2 separate regions of the Homo sapiens genome follow, and region 2 is linked to region 1. Evidence: chromatin loops called from intact Hi-C (ENCODE). Cell type or tissue: PC-9. All regions are shown on one strand. Each heading gives the region's core, and the rest is flanking DNA. Links, peaks and the distances in the headings are about the cores only.

Region 1 (16,788 bases), core at 8,674-11,173:
CAGGGCCACCTCAATTGCCCCACTTTGGGGAACTGCTGTACCCTCACTCCAATCATGGCATTCTAGTGGACTCTCTAGTCACTGTACCCCACCCTGTGGCCACACGGGTAATCAAGGGATGGGGGAAGAGACCGTGGAGCTGCCTTCATTTCCAGAGCTGCAATGTTGCCAGTTGGATTGCTGGTGACCATCTTCCCTAACATGGAGAACATTCATCTACAGTAACAGAAAAGAAAAGAAACAGAGAAGAATTCAGGGACAAAAAGAGATGAGACAATATCATCTGAATTCCTCCATCCAGTCTGCTTCTGGGCCCAACCACCTCCAGGTGAAAGACTGACTCCGTTCTTTATTTCACAAGCTTTTACTGAGCTCCCAGTGCAGGAAGGAGAATGCAGAAGAGTAAGGTAGTGTCACTGTCCTTGGGGGAGTGATTGTGCTGTGACAGACATATGTACATGTGCATGGATGCAGATACACATATGCACACACTCATGGGGGTAACACATGGGGCACAAAAGCAAAAGTGTGCAACTCTCATCTGGGCAAACATCTGGGAGGCGGTGGCTCCACAAAGACTTCATGGAGTTGGTGGCCCCAGAGGAGTCTTGAAGCTCCATTGGCAAGAGCAATCCTCAATGGGCCTGCCCTTCCAAGTAAGAGCCTAGGTTTCCAAAGCTGCTTAGTTGGAAATCCTTTGTGGACCTGTTGCTAAGAATAAGCCCTTGTCACATGAGCACACTGCTGAGCTGAAGGCCTTCTCTCAGAGGTGGCACAATACTGGAAGGGAACCATCGAATGCGGATGCCCTGAGCTGTCACCCCCACAGATTCCCATTGTGTCCCATCATTTCCTCCGGAAGTTTCAATGTTGGAAGGCCGACCTGACCTACCTCTTCAGGTTGAACAAATGGCCCAATTATCTGTGTACGATCTCAGATTGTCTTGAGCTGAATGGATGGGAATGGGGGGGCGGCTGTCTTGAAAAGAAAATGCCAGAGGGAGTCCAGCCATCCGCAAGCTGTTAGCTGGAGCCGATTGCCCACAAAGGATCCCTTTGTTATTCCAGGAGGTGTTGTCACAAGAGCTTGGCCACAGCTCTCGAAGCACATCCAGGAACAGTTCTAGTGAGAGCGTTGGCAGGGAGCTCTGTCTGGTGGCCTGGAACAGATTCTAATCTTGAGGAGACTGGGAGGGGTAACACCCGCCAACCTGCTTAGCACCACCTGCCCGGGAGCTGGCCGTCCCATGGGCAGTGACCAGGGAGCATGGCCAGCACTCCGCAGTGATGGGGCCAGAGCTTCTCAAGGAAAGGGCTTGTGAGTTTCTGGCTAGCTTCTTCTCTGAAAGCTTCCAGGGGCTCCTGCTTCCATCTTAAACAACTGTGGGACAATAGCAGAAACAATGGCAAGTGTTCCCCTGTGGTTTGTATAACAGGCTCTCCATCATTCAGTCTTCCCCACGTTGGCCACAGCAGAGTATCTGTGGATAGGAAATTGATGTGAATTCCCACCCTCCTACAGTAGGTGGCCATATAAATTATCTTTCAAGCCTGAACACCTTGAAGAGTCAAAGGTGGTGCTATTAATAATTACACTGGGACAACTGGCCTGAATTGGGACCACCTTGGGCAAATCTAGGAGTTTGGGCTCCCTACTTAGTCCTTTAAACAAAAGGTCAAGACGAAAGGATGATGCCTTGAGGCAGATTGTTGGTGGAGATGGCCAAGAAACCTTTCCAAAGGCCTCTTTTGCTTCATGTCTTTCACTCCATGTTTTGCAACAGGATGTTCTGAATCAATATTGGCTCAGCTTTGCCTCAGTGACCTCCATCCAGGCTTTGCCGAGGATGTCACAGCCAAGAACATGGTCTAGCTGTAGTTCTCTGTGCAACTATTCTCCCAAAAGGTTGTTAGGGACTGTATAAAGAATATAGGCTTGTGGCTGGGTGCAGTGGCTCATGCCTGTAATCCCAGCACTTTGGGAGGCCGAGGCAGACGGATCACCTGAGATCAGGAGTTTGAGACCGGCCTGGCCAACATGGTGAAATCCCATCTCTACTAAAAAAAAAAAAATACAAAAATTAGCAGGGCATGGTGGCGGGCACCTGTAATCCCAGCTACTCTGGAGGCTGAGGCAGGAGAATTGTTTGAACCCAGGAGACAGAGGTTGCAGTGAGCCGAGACCGTACCACTGCACTCCAGCCTGGGAGACAGAGCAAGACTCTGTCTCAAAAAAAAAAAAAAAAAAGAATGTAGGCTTGTACATGTGAAATGTGGCTATACTAAGTGTGAGTGAGGGCACAGAGCAACAGAAACTGGCACACGCTGGCATGAGGGTAACCTGCATGACAGACGGGAAAAGCACCATACCCTCAGCCCAGTAACCACCCCGGGTGTACACCCTTGGGAAAGTCTCACACATGTGCAGGATATCAGAACAAAAATCGTTGTAGCAGCATTATCTATAACAGTAAAAAACGGGAAGCAAGGCCGGACGCGGTGGCTCATGCCTGTAATCCCAGCACTTTGGGAGGCCGAGGCGGGCGGATCACGAGGTCAGGAGATCGAGACCATCCTGGCCAACACGGTGAAACCCCGTCTCTACTGAAAATACAAAAAATTAGCCGGACGCGGTGGCGGGCGCCTGTAGTCCCAGCTACTTGGGAGGCTGAGGCAGGAGAATGGCGTGAACCCCAGAGGCGGAGCTTGCAGTGAGCCGAGATTGCACCACTGCACCCCAGCCTGGGAGAGAGCAAGACTCTGTCTCAAAAAAAAAAAACGGGAAACAACCTGAAACTTCATCAGCAGAGTCATGGATTTTGAAAAGCAGTAACAATACACAAATTAGAGATATATGTATTCACATGGATAAACGTCACAGACAATTTTAAGAGACAAAAACAAGATGCAGGAGGAGGATTTCTTTCCCATGATGCTGTCTCTACAAGGCTGAAAAACATGCCATCAGATGCAACGTACTGGGTATGGAATCTTGCATGTATGGCAAAGGTATATAGACATAGATGAAAATGATCAACACAAATTCAGGACAGTGGTTGGAGGGGAGAGAGGTGAAGAGGATCAGGGGGGAATACAGACAGCTATACTCTAATAATTTCCTTTTCCTTTTTTCTTTTTTTTTTTTTTTGAGATGGAGTTTTGTTCTTGTTGCCCAGGCTGGAGTGCAATGGCGCAATCTCGGCTCACTGCAACCTTCACCTCCCAGGTTCAAGCGATTCTCTTGCCTCAGCCTCCCCAGTAGCTGGGATTACAGGCATGCACCACCACGCCTAGCTAATTTTTTGTATTTTTAGTAGAGACAGGGTTTCATCATGGCCGGCTGGTCTTGAACTCCTGACCTCAGGTGATCCGCCCACCTTGGCCTCCCAGAGTGCTGGGATTACAGGCATGAGCCACAGTGCCCGGCCAATAGTTTCCTTTTTCACTTGGGCAGTGGATATGCAAGACTCATTCCAGGCTTTTGTATGAGCTAGGTCTGCATTCTAGTTCCAGTCCAGTCCTTCATTTCACATGGCCTTAGATAGACTATGTAACCGTTTCCTTCTCTGTAATGGGGGTACTCAGTTCCCATTTCATAGGGTGGCTGTAAAAATCCTTTCATGTTTTGTAAGGATTTATTTTGTTGCCTACATAAAGGTGTGATCTTGGCTCCTTCTGCAATAAACCCTGACAGCAGGTGCTCCGCAAAGGAAGACGACTGAGCGGGTGCCACAGCTGTACTGGTGGCCTGGTGTACTGGGGTGCAGCTAGGCCTGGTGTGACGTGACCATTTGCAAAGACACCCCCAGCCCCGCCCTGGTGTTTTATGGCCAGGTGCACTGCTCAAACTATTTCTCCTTGTTTCCCTTTCTCTCACTCCCTCCTTCTTTTTTCTCCTGCTCATTCACAGGACTAGAGAGGCAGATCCATGGCCACCAAGCTGTTAAGCGGCAAAACTGGGGATTCGAATCCTGGTGTCTCAGAGATGAAGCACTTCCCAACTAAGCCAGGGGCCCATGACTGTAGTCACCTAACTACCTGGGAATCTTTAAGAAACACCAAAGCCGCCGGGCGCGGTGGCTCACGCCTGTAATCCCAGCACTTTGGGAGGCCAAGGCAGGCAGATCACGAGGTCAGGAGATCGAGACCATGCTGGCTAACACGGTGAAACCCGTCTCTACTAAAAATACAAAAAATTAGCCAGGCGTGGTGGCGGGCGCCTGTAGTCTCAGCTACTCAGGAGGCTGAGGCAGGAGAATGGCGTGAACCCAGGAGGCGGACGGAGCTTGCTGTGAGCCGAGATTGTGCCACTGCACTCCAGCCTGGGGAACAGAGCGAGACTCTGTCTCAAAACAAAAAACAAACAAACAAACAACAACAACAACAAAAAACAAAGAAAAAAGAAACCCCAAAGCCTGGGCCCTGCCCTCACAATCTCTGGATACTCTGACCCCGTGGGTGTGGGAGTTTTCAGACCTCCCTGGGTAATGCTGATGCCCAGCCAGGGCTGAGCTCTCCTACACTCCAGTTCCTGCATGCTCTGCCCTTTGCAATACCCCGTTGTCCTCGTGGCGCTCCTGCTATGAATGAGCCAGCTCCCTCTAGTCTGTGAACTTCCTGACAGCAGAGTTCACGTTTTTCATCTTTATGTCCCCAACATGCAGCACAATCTCTGGCACACTTTTGGAAGAGTGCTTAGAACTCTGCAAGAGAGAGGAACTGAGACTGAGATGAGGAAGTTTCGGGGAGGCAGACAGACTTGGCCTGCCCAATACATGAAGTGTTGACCGAAAGGAAGGGCTGCCCACCATGTATTGAGCTCCCCACTGGAAGAAGTAATCAAGAAGAAGCAGAAGCTGATGCTTCCTAAGGGACTACTGCCTATGTTCAGATTCTATTTGTTTCTCTCCACCATCACCAAAGTGAGCATTTCCACCTCACAGTTCTTATTCCTAGAGGCACAGAGTCTCCTACAGGAAAGCAACAGGGAAATCTACTTCAGCCTCCAGCCAACCCTGTGCAGAAATCCCCTCAGCTGCAGCTCCATCCTCTCTGTAGTGGGGACCTTATTCCACATCGCGAAGTCAGCTTGGACAGCTCTGATGACTAGAAAATTCCTCCTTTCTTGGGTCAAGGTTCATGCTCTGCAACTCCTGTCATTTGGCCCTGGTTCTGCCCTCTGGAGTGGCATCATTCCTTCATCCCACTCATAGGGTTGCATAGGCTGCAGAAAGGACTTTGGATTTTATGTCAAGTGAAATGGGGGCCACATGAAGTATCATTAAACCAGGGGGCAGGGATGGCAACGTGATTTGATTTCTGATTTCAAAAGAACACTGTGGGCCAGGTGCGGTGGCTCCTACCTGTAATCCCAGCACTTTGAGAGGCTGAGGCGGGTGGATCACCTGAGGTCAGGTGTTCGAGACCAGCTTGGCCAACATGGTGAAACACCGTCTCTACTAAATACAAAAAATTATCTGGGTGTGGTGGCGGGCACCTGTAATCCCAGCTACTTGGGAGGCTGAGGCAGGAGAATCGCTTGAACCCAGGAGGCGGGGGTTGCAGTGAGCTGAGATTGCACCATTGCACTTCAGCCTGGGCAACAAGAGCAAGACTCTGTCTCAAAAAAGGAAAAAGAAAAGAAAAGAAACCCACTGTGTTACTGTGTGGAATCTGGATTACAGGGGAGTAACAGGAGAACCCAGCCGATGGGTTGGGAAGCTCCTGGAATCATTCAAACAAGAGATGATGGTAGCTTGGGCAGTGGTGCTAGCAGGGAAGATGGATTTGGGATGTGTTTTGGGTACAGAGCCAGCAAGACTTGCTGATGGATTGGATGTGCATATGCTAGTATTTGCCTAGTATAAGAGAATCTTGGCCTTATGTGTCATCTTTATTAACAAGAAATAGCTAAATTTAAAATATTCGTATTTTCGTATGCAGAGGATGGATAATTTAATCTATTCATGATTACTGAGATCGCTTTTGTTTTGATTTCTATCTCTGCGTTGTTGTTGCTTTTCTGGTTGTTATCTTTATTCTCATTCCTGATTTTCTAGATTTATTGTCTTGTTTCTTATCTCTTCCCCTATTTTCTTTTCCCCTTTTAAACAAGTTACTTGTAACATATCTGACATACAAGCATTCATGTCTTTCTTCCCTTTCTACATGGATAATAAGGGAATCTGTGGAGGCATTTCTGCCTGAAAAGAAGAGAAAGCAGAGGAGGAGGAGGAAGGGGAGAGGAGGAGGAGGGGGAGGAGGAAGAGAAGCAGAGGAGGAGGAGGAAGGGGAGAGGAGGAGGAGGGGGGAGGAGGAGGAGAGGGAGGAGGGGGGAACAGGAGGAGTAGGAGGAAGAGGAGTAGGAGGGGGAGGAGCAGGAGGGGGAGAAGGAGGAGGAGAAGGAGGAGGAGGGGGAGGAGGAGGAGTAGGAGGGGGAGGAGGAGGAGGGGGAGAAGGAGGAGGAGGGGAGGAGGAGTAGGAGGGGGAGGAGGAGGAGTAGGAGGGGGAGGAGTAGGAGGGGGAGAAGGAGGAGGAGGAGGGGGAGGAGGGGGAGGAGGAGGAGGGGGAGGAGGAGGAGGAGGGGGAGGAGGAAGAGGAGGAGGAGATGCTTCCTAAGGGGTCGCTGCCTATATTCAGGTTCCATTGGTTTCTCTCCACCATCACTGAAATGGGCATTTCCACCTCACAGTTCTTATTGCTAGAGGTACAGGAATAACTGTACCTCCGGACTCCCAACATCAGTCTCCTCCCCAGCCTGACCCCAGCCTCACCCTCACACAGCCTCAGCTCCCACTGAGCCCCACTCTCTGCAAGGCGGAGGGCTGACCAAAAGCGAAGAAGGCCAGGCGGTTGGATTCTCAGGGCCGGCTTACCTGTCAAGGACAAGCGGAACCTCAAACCTAGAGAAGTTCAGAGAAAATCCACCAGAGGGCACTGCAGCACTGCCCTGGAAAGAACATCCCGCGACCGCTTTTTCCCAATTAGCAAAGCACTACCGTATTGAGCACCCGTTAGCACAAAGCCCTGGGCGAGAGGCTGAGATGCAAAGATCAGGGCACAGGTGCTGCCCACTGCCACGTCGCGGGGGTGGGGGGGTGCTCAGAGCCCCTGGAGAGGGGTGAGAAGGTGGCACCCAGGCAGGGTGCCCTGCTTCTGGGGACTTTAATTATAGGACACACGCATACGTACAACCACACAACACATACATACACCAAGTAGACAACACACATATGAGCAACACCCACACTCACACCACACAAACAACACACACACACACACATACACACACCACACAAGCCACATACACACACCCTGCAGCCCTGGGCACCTGTGAGGGGCCAGCTGTGGGCAGACCCTGGGCCACAGAGGAGGTAGGGTAGAGACTCTGAGGAGAATGTGGAGCAGAGCATCGGTGAGTTTATAGCTTGAGAAAACAACCCCCATGGCCCCCAGACAATCCACACATCATTAGAGTTGCTGTAAAATAGCCCTATTAAAACGCACACATGTTAACCACATGCTACCCAAGGGTTATATGAACTCATCGATACCCACTCGCACATTAGCACAGATTTGCTGGGCGCTGAGGTTGGGGTGGGGAATCTTTTGCCAGAGGGTCACAGGGGAGGAGAATGCTAGCCAGCGTTTAAGGAGTGCTGATTGGGTGCAGACACTGTGCTGGTGGGGAGGGGTGCTTTCCTTCTCTTAATGCTCACAGACCACTGTGCTGTGGGCTAAAATATTATCCCCATTTGGGGCTGGGCATGGTGGCTCATGCCTGTAATACCAGCACTTTGGGAGGCCAAGGTGGGCAGATCACGAGGTCAGGAGTTCAAGACCAGCCTGACCAACGTGGTGAAACCCCGTTTCTACCAAAAATACAAAAATTAGCCAGGTGTGGTGGTGCGCGCCTGTAATTGCAGTTTCTTGGGAGGCTGAGGCAGGAGAATCGCTTGAACCTGGGAGGCGGAGGTTACAGTGAGCTGAGATCACATCACTACACTCCAGCCTGGGTGACAGAGTGAGACTCCATCTCCAAAAAAAAAAAAAAAAAAAAAAAAATTATCCCCATTTTACAGAGGAGGACACCAAGGCTCAGAGAAGTGAAGTGGCTTGCCCAGGATCACATAGCTAGTAGGTGGAGGAGCTGGGATTCTAACTCTGCCCCGAAGGAACTCACAGTTAGTTGGGGCAATGTATACAGAAAAAGACCCTAAACGACACAAGAGCATCTAACAAAGAGCAACTTCATTTTCTTTCTTCCTCCCCTTTCTTTCTCTTCTCCCTTTCTTTCCCTCCCTCCCTCCTTCCCTTCCTTCCTTCCTTCTTTCCTTCCTTCCTTCCCTTCTCTCTCTCCCCTCTCTGTCTCTCTCTCTCCCCCCTCCCCCCTTCTCCCATCTGTTTCTCTCTCTTTCTACCTCTCTCTCTCTCCCCTTGCCCTGTCTGTCTGTCTCTCTCGTCTGTCTCTCTCTCTCTCCCCGCCCCCCCCCCCCCCACCTCTGTCTCTCTCCCTCTCTCTCTCTTTCTCTCCTTCCAGGACTTAACATGCCCCATTTGCATTCACAAGAGCTTCCCCTGAGAAGGAAGTGGCAGCCCCTGCTCAGGCTGCCCTACCCTAATGACTCCAGGTAGCCTTGTGTCATCTACAGATGCAGCCTGTCGCCTGAAACCTCTGGCCCAGCAGATATTATGGTGCTGAAAGATCAATGGCGGGGAAAGACGCCTGTGGCGATTGTGCAGGCTCGGGTGGGAGACTCACAGCGAGCCCTCTGAGATCTCTAGCAAGGCCATGCCAGCTGCAGCGAGGACTACATGCCAAAAAATAAATTAAATAAAATAAGAAACTGCCACGGAGGACCAAGTGACTGTGCAACCAGAACTGCCCATTGTGAGCTGGGTCTCGTCGGTCCCATTGTGAGCTGGGTCTCGTCGTCCTCCCAAGCTGTAAGGCCAAGCAGGCTCAGCAGCAGCCCGTTGTAAGATGGAGGTGCGTCCTCCAGGATTGAAGTGAGTGGACAGCAAGCCGCAGGGCCCCCACCCCAGCTCATGCCCATGATTCTATGGGTTCCTGTCCAACCAGCCAAAGCGGGGAGGAAAAGCCTGAACTTGGGGTACAGATGGGTCAGCTCCACATGTATGTGCAAACTAAAAATGATGGCAGCCTCACTCAGGGGTGGATTGGAAAAAATTATTGGAAATCATTTTGGAATTTTCCAATAGTTTTGGAATTATTTTGGAATAATTTTCCAATAATTTTGGAAACTATTTCTCCAAAATTATTGGAGAAAATCCTCCAATAAATAGGCGGAGTTTCAGATGGTGCAGCTAATCATCCCCTTTGTGTGGAAAGAGAAGGGTCCCAAAGTTAAGATATGTACAACTCATGGGTAGTGGCTGATGGCTCAGCTGAGTGGTTGGAGGCTGGGACCTGAAGGAAAAAGGCTGGAAGATGAGGAGCAGCAGGTCTGGGCTGGAGGATGTGTCTGGACATTTGGGAGTGGGCCCAAGTGTGAAGGTCTTTGTAGCGCATGTTCACAGCTGCCAGAGAGCATCCACTGCGGACAGGCACTGAACAACCAACTAGACAAAATGACCTGGTCAACCTCCATCAGCCTTCCTTTGCCATTGGACAGCCCATTGCCGGCATGATGGGCACAGTGGCCACGGTGCAGAGATGGAGGCTACTCGAGACCCAGCAGCTTGATTCCTCCTCACCAAGCCCCATCTAGGTGGATCTAGATACTTCCCTTAAATTCCAACCTGCTCGGATGCCAGTGAAGACAGGGCGCCTTGTAAGAGTCACCAGCAGGGGGCGGTGGCAGAACAGGTACAACCTTTGGCAGCAAAGGACTCACCTGTGGAGAAACTCCAGCGGAGGGAGGACGCATGTTTCCCTTTTCCTTGTTACAGAGTAGAGCCATGGAAACTTCAGGAACTGGGGAGAATCCCAGTTCTACCCAGGGTGGGCCAAGTAAAGAAGGCTCTTGATACGTTCAAGAGTAGGTTAAAAAGCTTGACTAATGCTGAACTGAGGGGCTAGAGGAAAAGGTGATTTCTATTTTCTTTTTTATTTAAAAACCCATTATATTGTATTAGAGTTTTAAGGTCTTTCTTTCTTTCTCTTTCTTCTTTCTTTCTTTCTTTCTCTCTCTCTTTCTCTTTCTTTCTTCTTTCTTTCTTTCTTTTTCTTTCTTTCCTTTTAGACGGAGTTTTGCTCTTTTTGCCCAGGCTGGAGTGCAATGGCGCAATCTCGGCTCACTGCAACCTCTACCTCCCTGGTTCAAGCAATTCTCCTGCCTCAGCCTCCCAAGTAGCTGAGATTACCGGCGCCTGCCACCATGCCCAGCTAATTTTGTAGTTTTAGTGAGACAGGGTTTCACCATGTTGGCCAGGCTGGTCTCGAACTCCTGACCTCAGGTGATCCACCTGCCTCGGCCTCCCAAAGTGCTGGGATTACAGGTGTGAGTCACCGCGCCTGGCCAGGGTTTCAAGGTTTTCAAAGCACCCTCAGGTAGTTTTTTTGTTTTTTTGTTTTTTTTTTTTTTTTGTAGTGAAGCTGCAAAACAATCTTGAGAAGTGGATATTATCATCCTCAAGAAAATACAGGCTCAGACACGTTAGCCAACTTGTTTCAGGTCACAGCTGGACAGAGAGGCTGGACCTGAACCCGGGCCCTTCCAAGTCAAATGACTTGGATTCAGACTCAATTTTGCCACCGCTGGATTTTTGGTCCTAAGAGAGAGCCTCGGCTTTCTCTGGACCTTGGTTTCCCTCCCACTGAGGGAGAACAGCAACCTTAGTCATCAGTCCTTAAGCTTTGGCCTTACCACACCTGTGCAACCGGTGGGGGCGCTGGAGCCTGCTGGTACCAGGCTGCCCCAGAGCCCCTTGTTGAACGTTCACAGCACCCCACTGCGTGCAGGCCAAGGTGGAAAATGGTTGACATACTTTTGAACCAAGAAATAGATGTATCGTGTACAAAATTTAAAAAAACAAATGTCCCTCCCTGTCTTGCCCGTGGTAAGCCTTTCCCCTCCCAGGAGGCCACTGCTGTTACCAGTTGTCTTGTGTGATCCGTGTTCATATCAAACAGCGAGCTCTGCTGGGCCAGGCGGTTCCCCTGCGGCCACAGGCGTCCCAGGATGTGCCAGGTTCAGGTTCAGCTGCCATGAAGCACTTCTCTATGGTAGGCTCTTACACCGATATTGCCACTATTTTTTTTTTTCTCTTTTGAGACAGAGATTCGCTCTTGTTGCCCAGGCTGGAGTGCAATGGCACAATCTTGGCTCACCGCAAACTCCGCCTCCCAGGTTCGAGCGATTCTCCTGCCTCAGCCTCCTGAGTAGCTGGGATTACAGGCATGCGCCACCACACCCAGCTAATTTTGTATTTTTAGTAGAGACGGGGTTTCTCCATGTTGGTCAGGCTGGTTTCGAACTCCCGACCTCAGGTGATCCACCCACCTCGGCCTCCCAAAGTGCCGGGATTACAGGCGTGAGCCACCTCGCCTGGCCCTGCCTCTTTTAATTCTAAACAAAAACACAAAACCTGTAAGGTAGCATTAAGACTCCTAGTTTGGCTAAAGTCACCCAATAAGACAATGATTCCACCTGGGCCCAGCTCTAGGTCCTGTAACGCCTTTGCCTGAACCACTGCTCCAAAGCCACCTGCAAAATCAGCCTATGCATGCCCCCACATCTCCCACCCACAAGCAGCAGCGGCACTGCTGGAGCCACCACAGCTCTTGAGTTTGCCAGTTGTTAGTTCTCGTTATGTGCTGCGTGTGTGCATGTGCTGTGTGTGTGTGTGAGCCAGCGTGCACCTGCACGTCTTTCTATGGAGACTGTGAGCTCCCTGAGGGAGGCAGCCTGTGATGCCTGCTGCCAACCTCCCTGCGCCAAGAGCTAAGGTGCCAATGACTCCTCAGTGACAAGTGGAGGGAGGCTCGTGTGGCTGGAACCAAGGCCCCCTTCCACAGCACCTCCACCTCACGGCACACTCTGGCCCTGTTTTTCCTGGAATCTCCTCCCCTGCCCCAGAGTAGGCTGCCACAATCCAGGTGGGGACACCAGAGAACATGGGGCCCCAAATGTAGGGCGTTATCCTAAAGCCAAGCTCTCATCCAGTGTCTGGCTGTTCTCAGCTCCACCAAGTACACACAGGAGCACTGGAAAGACACCACAGCTCCTTATCCCCGGAGCCTGCCTGCACCTGTGACTGCCTCCCAGTGAGAGCTCAGCCTCCAGTGGTGCCTGAGCTGAAGGACAGTCATCAGGCCAATCAACCGCCCATGGGGCACACTTCTCCTCCACGCAAGGCACGAGTGCTGTGCTCCTGGGATAAGGGTTGGCGTCTGGGGAGGAACTGCTCATTTAAATAGTTGGAACCCTTTGGAAGTCAGCCTCTCCTTTCTGAGTTCAAGAAGGTTCCACAGGTTTGTGGCTTGAATGGCAGGGAAGGACTGAGGTAGGTAGGGAAGGCTGGGCCTGGGAAGAGGCTCTGGGAGAGCATGTGGGAAGAGGGGAGAAAGAAAAGGAAGGAGGGAGGGATCCCGACACTTGGTGGGAGGGCTTTGAAATAGAGAACAAGCAAGTGACAGAGAATGAAACTCTACAATAGACTTCCTGGGGGCCTCTTCTCGAAGGCTCATCAATCAATCAATCAATCAATCAATCAAATGTCCTTTCCAACCTCAGCTTTCAAGAAAATCTAGGTTTTCACCATACTTGTTAGCCTTCTATATTATCCTTTTTTTTAACCTGAGAAACTATTAATTTTAGAATTTGGGAATTATTTACCTGAGTGGAATCCCCACGCCATCTCCAACCTTGTCAAAGAATCTAAGATACAAATGATGTTAATGGATTGCATGAACTATTTCGTCGGGGTGTTTTCTGCTTTTAAAAGTCATCCTTATTTAACCTCCCTAAGCTCGTTTCCTCCTTTGTACAATAGAGATATTAGCAGTATGCACCCCCTAGATGGGCTGCAAGGATTCAATGACAGGAAGTCTGTAAAGTGCTGAGCACGGTGTCTGATGCGCAGTTAAGCACTCAGTAAATGTTAACTATGATTTGGAAACAGCCAAATCACTTCAGAAGCTGAGGCCCAATTTGTCAGCTTGCAGTTTTCATCCTTTTCTGCATCTCAGCTTTAATGGCTGCTAATTGTTCACAAGCTAAATTTTCACTTACTGAAGCATTTGTCGTAGGCTCTCTTTGAGAGCAAGTGTGCTGCATAAGTAAAAATAAATGTGATTCAATTTATAAAATTTCTATTTTCGTTCAGCTGTTTTTAGAACTATCTTTCTCCAGTGGCTAAGGAATTGGACCAGATAAGCTGTGAGATCCTTTTCCAGTGAAAAATTCTGTTTCTCTCTTGCCTAGGATGAGAAACTCATGTCTATCTACTCAAATATCATGAGGGTTCAAACATCAACAAAAAGAGATTAATATTTTATACAGAATCATTTGCAAGCTGAGATAGATGAACCAAAATATTTAATATCTAATGATGAATGTCTTGTCAATAACGAGATCATTTCCATGCAGTACATAATTCGGAGAGGAAATAGACTTTTTCAGCCTAATTTTGTGAACTTTAAGAACTAAAAAATTAATCCTAAGGAATCAATTCATAACATAGGGAGAAAAAAACTTTAAGATGTTAGCTATGGCCTGGGTGCGGTGGCTCACACCCATAATCCCAGCACTTTGGGAGGCGAAGGCAGGCAGATCATTCGAGGTCAGGAGTTTGAGACCAGCCTGGCCAACACGGTGAAACCCCGTCTCTACTAAAAATACAAAAATTAGCTGGGCATGGTGGTGCATCCCTGCAATCCCAGCTACTTAGGAGGCTGTGAGGCAGGATAATTGCTTGAACCCAGGAGGCAGAGGTTGCAAGTGAGCCGAGATCGTGCCACTGTACTTCAGCCTGGAGAGAGAGTAAGACTCTGTCTCAAACAAACAAACAAACAAACAAAGATGTTAGCAATGCATTATTTGCAGAGCCCCAGTCAAGATGTAATCTACATCTCTAGCGATATGAAAAAGGTTAAATAAAATTTGGCTCATCCAAAAATTTGGAAGATTATGCAATCCTTACATGGCTGCAGCATGGAGTAGTGGTTACAAACACCTGCTCTGGAGTTAGGCTGCCTGAGTTCAAACCCAGGCTTCATCTTACCAGCACTGTGCCTTGGACAACTCCTTGATTTCTCTATGCCTCAGTTTCCTCGCTTGTAAAACAGAGATTAAACTAGTATGTACCTCAAAGAGTTGTTGAAGACGACATGTAAAGTTTTTAGAACAGTTGCTAGTGAGTAGTGTTTAATACAAGTTAGCTTTCGTGATATTTTAATAACAGTGTGGCAGAGACTGCTAACAATATCAAATCATGTTCTCTTCTTCTAGAGCTCCTAGCTAGACTACGGTTCCCAGCCTCTCTTTCAGTGAGGTGTAACCACTTGACTAAACTCAACGCCACAGGATGAGAGTGGAAGTGATGTGAGCCCATCAGGCCTGGCCCATGAAAACATTCTATGCACAAGCTCTAAGCTTCAACCTCCCTTCTTGCTTAATGTAGACAAAGGCAATGAATTTGGAAGCCATGTTATGGAGATGGTGGAGGCCATGATAGATTCTTTTTTTTTTTTCTTTTTTGAGATGGAGTTTCACTCTTGTCACCCAGGCTGGAGTGCAATGGTGCGATCTTGGCTCACTGCAACCTCCTCCTCCCAGATTCAAGCGATTCTCCCATCTCAGCCTCCCAAGTAGCTGGGATTACAGGTGCCTGCCACCACGCTTAGCTAATTTTTGTATTTTTAGTAAAGACAGGGTCTCCCCATGTTGACCAGGCTAGTCTCGAACTCCTAGCCTCAGGTGATCCATCCCCTCGGCCTCCCAAATTGCTGAGATTACAGGCGTGAGTTAAGTCAACACTTGGAGAACTCCCTATGGATCATGAGCACCCATTAGGGGCCTCATGTGAATGAGAAACATTTTTGTGCTAAGGCAGTGGGATTTAGGGATTTATCAATTACAGCAGCAAACATTGAGTACTGCACAAAGGAATTTTTTAATATTAAGTGAAAAAATAAAGGATATTTAATGATAGACCAGAAACTGAGTTAGCCCCTCAATATTTGTTCTTCCCTTCTTTTCATTGAGGAATACTTATGTACTGTGAGTGAAACGCAAAGATCTTAGTGTATGACACAAAAGGTTTTGATGAATTACACCTATGTAACCAACACACAAGTCAAAATGTATTTTCATTACCCTAGAAAATTCCCTTATGCCCAACGCTTACAGGCAACCATCATTCCAATTTCTATCACTACAAATTAGTTTCGCCCCTTCTTGAACATCATATGAATGGGATAATACATTGTGTACTCATTTGTGTCACTCAGCATAATATCTTTGAGATTCACACGTCACACCTATCAGTCGTTTATTCATTTTAATTGTTAAATTGTATTCCATTGCTTAAATATGCCACAATTCGTCCATTCTCCTATTGATAGACATTTGGGTTATTTCTAGTTTTAACTATTGTGAAGAAGGTATTACAAATATTCATTCATGTACAACTATTCTTTTTTTTTTTTTTTTTTTTTTTTTTTGAGACAGAGTCTCACTCTGTCGCCTAGGCTGGAGTGCAGTGGTGTGACCTCAGCTCACAGCAAACTCTACCTCCTGGGTTCAAGCGATTCTCCTGCCTCAGCCTCCCAAGTAGCTGGGATTACAGGCATGCACCACTACACCTGGCTAATTTTTGTATTTTTAGTAGAGACGGGGTTTCATCATGTTGGCCAGGCTGGTCTGACCTCAGGTGATCCACCTCGGCCTCCCAAAGTGCTGGGATTACAGGCATGAGCCATCGCTCCCGGCCTGATTTCTAATTTAATTGTATTGTAGTCAGAAAACATACACTGTGAAATTTCAGTCTTCTGAAATATATTGAGACATATTATCCTCCAGCATATGGCCTATCCTGGGAATAATCTGTATGCACTTGAGAAGAAAGTGCAGTTGTTGGGCATATTGTCCTATATATGTCAGTTAGGTCCTGTTGCTAGTATCATTCAGATCTATATTCTTACTGATTTTTTTTGTCTAGTTATTTTATCAATTACTGACAGAAAGATGTTAAAATTTCCAACTATAATTGTGGATTTGTCTATTTCTCCCTTCAGTTTTGTCTTCCTATGTTGCCCAGGCTGGTCTCAAACTCCTGACCTCAAGCCATCTTCCCACCTTGGCCTCCCAAAGTGCTGGAGTTATAGGCAGGAGCCACTGCACTTAGCCAAAATGTCTTTCTTTTACCCATATGTTTGAGGGATCTTTTCACAGAATATAAAACCATGGGTTGTTAGTTTTTTCGGTCAGCAATGTGAAGCTGTTCTCCTATTGTCTTGTGGCCTCCCTTGCTTTTCTTTTCTTTTTCTTTTTCTTTTTTTTTTGAGACGGAGTCTCGCTCTGTCCCCCAGGCTGGAGTGCAGTGGCGCCATCTTAGCTCACTGCAAGCTCCGCCTCCCGGGTTCACGCCATTCTCCTGCCTCAGCCTCCCAAGTAGCTGGGACTACAGGCACCCACCACTACGCCTGGCTAATTTTTTGTATTTTTTGTAGAGATGGGGTTTCACCGTGTTAGCCAGGATGGTCTCGATCTCCTGACCTTGTGATCCCGCCTTGGCCTCCCAAAGTGCTGGGATTAGAGGCATGAGCCACCGCTCCCAGCCTCTCCCTTGCTCTTCAAGAGAAGTCAGCCTTCATTCATGTCA
Region 2 (2,500 bases), core at 1-2,500, 400 kb after region 1:
ATTTGTTCTGTAACATCTGGGACGGTAGGGATGGGGGGGTAGAGCATCACTTGTTACAACAGTCACATTAGCCACCGTTTAAGTACCACTAAAGGAAATTATTATTATTATATTGTTTTGAGGCAGGGTCTCGCTCCATCACCAAGGCTGGAGTGCAGTGGCACAATCTCGGCTCACTGCAACCTCCGCCTCCCAGGTTCAAGCAATTCTCCCTGCTTCAGCCTCCTGAGTAGCTGGGATTTCAGGCGCCTGCCACAATGCCCAGCTAATTTTTGTATTTTTGTAGAGATGGGGTTTCGCTATGTTGGTCTCGAACTCTTCGCCTCAGGTGATCCGCCTGCCTCAGCCTCCCAAGGTGCTGGGATTACAGGCGTGAGCCACTGCACGCGGCCAGAATTGTTGACTCACTCTATATGAAGACAAGGAACTCAAAAAGAAAAGACAGAAAGGCATGTCTCTTTTGGTTAAGGTTAAAGCAATACAGCAAAGTAACAAGCTCCAGGTCAAGAGTCCAATATCACACCTGGCTCTGTCAGTTACTAGCTAGGGAAGCTCTGTGAGCTTCAGGCACCTTATCTGAAAATGGGGATAAGACTTCATGGGGCTCATGTGAGGATTAAATGAAACAATATGTGAAAACTGCTTGCCTGTCACATAGTAAACACTCTCAAGGGAAAGCACCCTTCACATGGCCTTCCTGTGTTCTTGGGACCTCCATTACTGGCTCTGGGTTATATTTGTCTGTGGGGCCAATTTTCCCTTCACTGAAACACAATACGCTGAAGGACAGAGTTCTGGATTCTGAGGGTCAAGTCCTTAGCTTTACCCCTCAAGAGTCATGTGACCTTGAGCTGATTTCCTTATTTCTGATGAAGCGTGGCCCAGCTTCCTGACAGAACGAGTACCAGATCAACTGGAAAAGGCATGTGAAAGGAACTGGCATGTCTAATGGGCTTTACATATGGTTGGCAACATAATCCTCTGGCAGAAAAGTGTTCAAAATGGGACTCTATGGAAACGGGCTTAGGCACACCACCCCAGGATCACAAGTTGGTCCACAGAGGCTGGAAAAGAACCTCCGCCCTCCACTACCCATGAGCCATGGGAAAGGTTAATTAGCAAGGTACCACAGTACCACCTAGTGGCTGGCACACCCGTCCTCCCTCTCCCCCAGGTGTTAAGGAAAGGCTATCATGTGATTCTGGTCACATACTTCACTGGCTGATTAGTCAGGGATGGAGACAAACCAAATACACCACTCTCTCTTTTAATATTAACATATACAAGCAGCAGAAAGAGCCAACTGCTCTCTGCTGTTCCCTGAGGGAAAGCCGGAGCACAAAGCTGTTCCTCTGGCCTTCCTCCAACTGCCGGGCCTGCTTAGCTCCTCCCTAGGCAGAAGCTTTGTTCCAGCCCCACTTCCACATCCCAACTCCACAGTCAGGATGGGAGGCACATGGTTGCTAGCAGGGGAAAGAATACTGTAGTTCCAGCCTCTGCTCCTTTCAGTCTCAGCCTGGATGGTGGTCACTCATCCCTCTGCAGCTAGTTCCTCACTTGTCCCAGCCCAGGAGCCAGGAGGGCACTCAATCACACCCAAAGGAGCAGGCAGTGTGACTTCAGTCATCTTCAGATGACTCCTCTTCTGCCTCTTTTAGCCACTGGATGAACCTCTGCAGCTGTAAAGAAGCAGAGGAGAGATCGGCTGGGGGAGGTGCACATAACTCTCCTGCTCCCCTCGGCAGATAAACAGCTCTAACAACCAGAGCCCCAGAAACCAACCACCCTAGAGTCTAGGGGCCAGGACCTGGGAATGAGATAACCATCTTGGCGAGAGGAGGACAGCCTGACGCACCTGTTGATTCTTGCGCAACTGCTGGCCCTTGTCAGTTGTATCTCTTTGGCTGAACCAGCTCAGAATTGTTTCCTCAGCCAGGATCTCCAGCTGGTAGAAAGCCATCAGTACCTGCAAAAGGCCAATAAAGGGGACCTCAGGGGCCTTGGAAAGTCCAGCAGGATACTCTACCAGGCCCTCAGATCCCTCTATGCACTGAGTAGCCTCCTCCAAAACGGACAAGAGTGAGCTGTTCGCTCTGCTCCTGGGGCAGGTCTAACTTCTGGAACTATTGCTGGGGAGAGCTTTGCACATTTCCAGACCACCCCCCAGATGGCTACCTTATTAGTCCGGCTCCAAGCTGTACTATTCTAGCAATAAGCATATTGGGAGTGGATGGTCCATACTGGATTCACATTAGCTTCTATTTTATGTCTCCCAAGGGGGTCACCAACCCTCGTTTGAAAGCAAGTGCAGAAGAATGGGGCTTGAGGTCATATTCACCTTGGCCATGGAAATACCAAGAGCTTCATGCTCTAGGAAGAAGTCCTCAATGGCTGCTAACGCTTCCAAATGGTCGGCTGCGCGCTTTATGTAGTTCCTAAAAACAGGGCTCCAGGCCTTTAGCAGCTATGGAAGAAAGAAGGGAGCTGCAGTATATTCCTA

What was found. Peaks named below come from ENCODE experiments on the same cell type or tissue, not always from the same donor. Only the 100,000 strongest peaks of a DNase experiment are listed, where the experiment ranks them.
Region 2: it touches region 1 in a loop (4-fold over the local background); 4 of 110 quality-filtered maps call a loop at or near these places.

What each region holds. Positions count from the first base shown.
Region 1 is chr3:184,534,300-184,551,087 of GRCh38, reverse strand. LINC01839 (long intergenic non-protein coding RNA 1839) reads right to left here. Exons shown (of 8, transcript XR_924788.3): 7 at 893-1,481; 8 at 1-216. LINC01840 (long intergenic non-protein coding RNA 1840) reads left to right here. Exons shown (of 2, transcript NR_046593.1): 2 at 3,911-4,374. Among named protein-coding and RNA genes, the nearest start is that of LINC01840, 14 kb to the left of the region's middle. In PC-9, for the core only: CTCF peaks have their summits at 9,604 and 9,803 (motif pointing right); a DNase peak (open chromatin) is centred at 9,837; H3K27me3 peaks cover 2,224 bases.
Region 2 is chr3:184,144,063-184,146,562 of GRCh38, reverse strand. EIF2B5 (eukaryotic translation initiation factor 2B subunit epsilon) reads right to left here. Exons shown (of 16, transcript NM_003907.3): 14 at 2,339-2,464; 15 at 1,856-1,966; 16 at 1,252-1,679. The coding sequence ends at 1,620. Among named protein-coding and RNA genes, the nearest start is that of EIF2B5, 10 kb to the right of the region's middle. RefSeq lists a silencer at 1,172-1,221. In PC-9, for the core only: CTCF peaks have their summits at 913 and 1,115 (motif pointing left); a DNase peak (open chromatin) is centred at 1,152.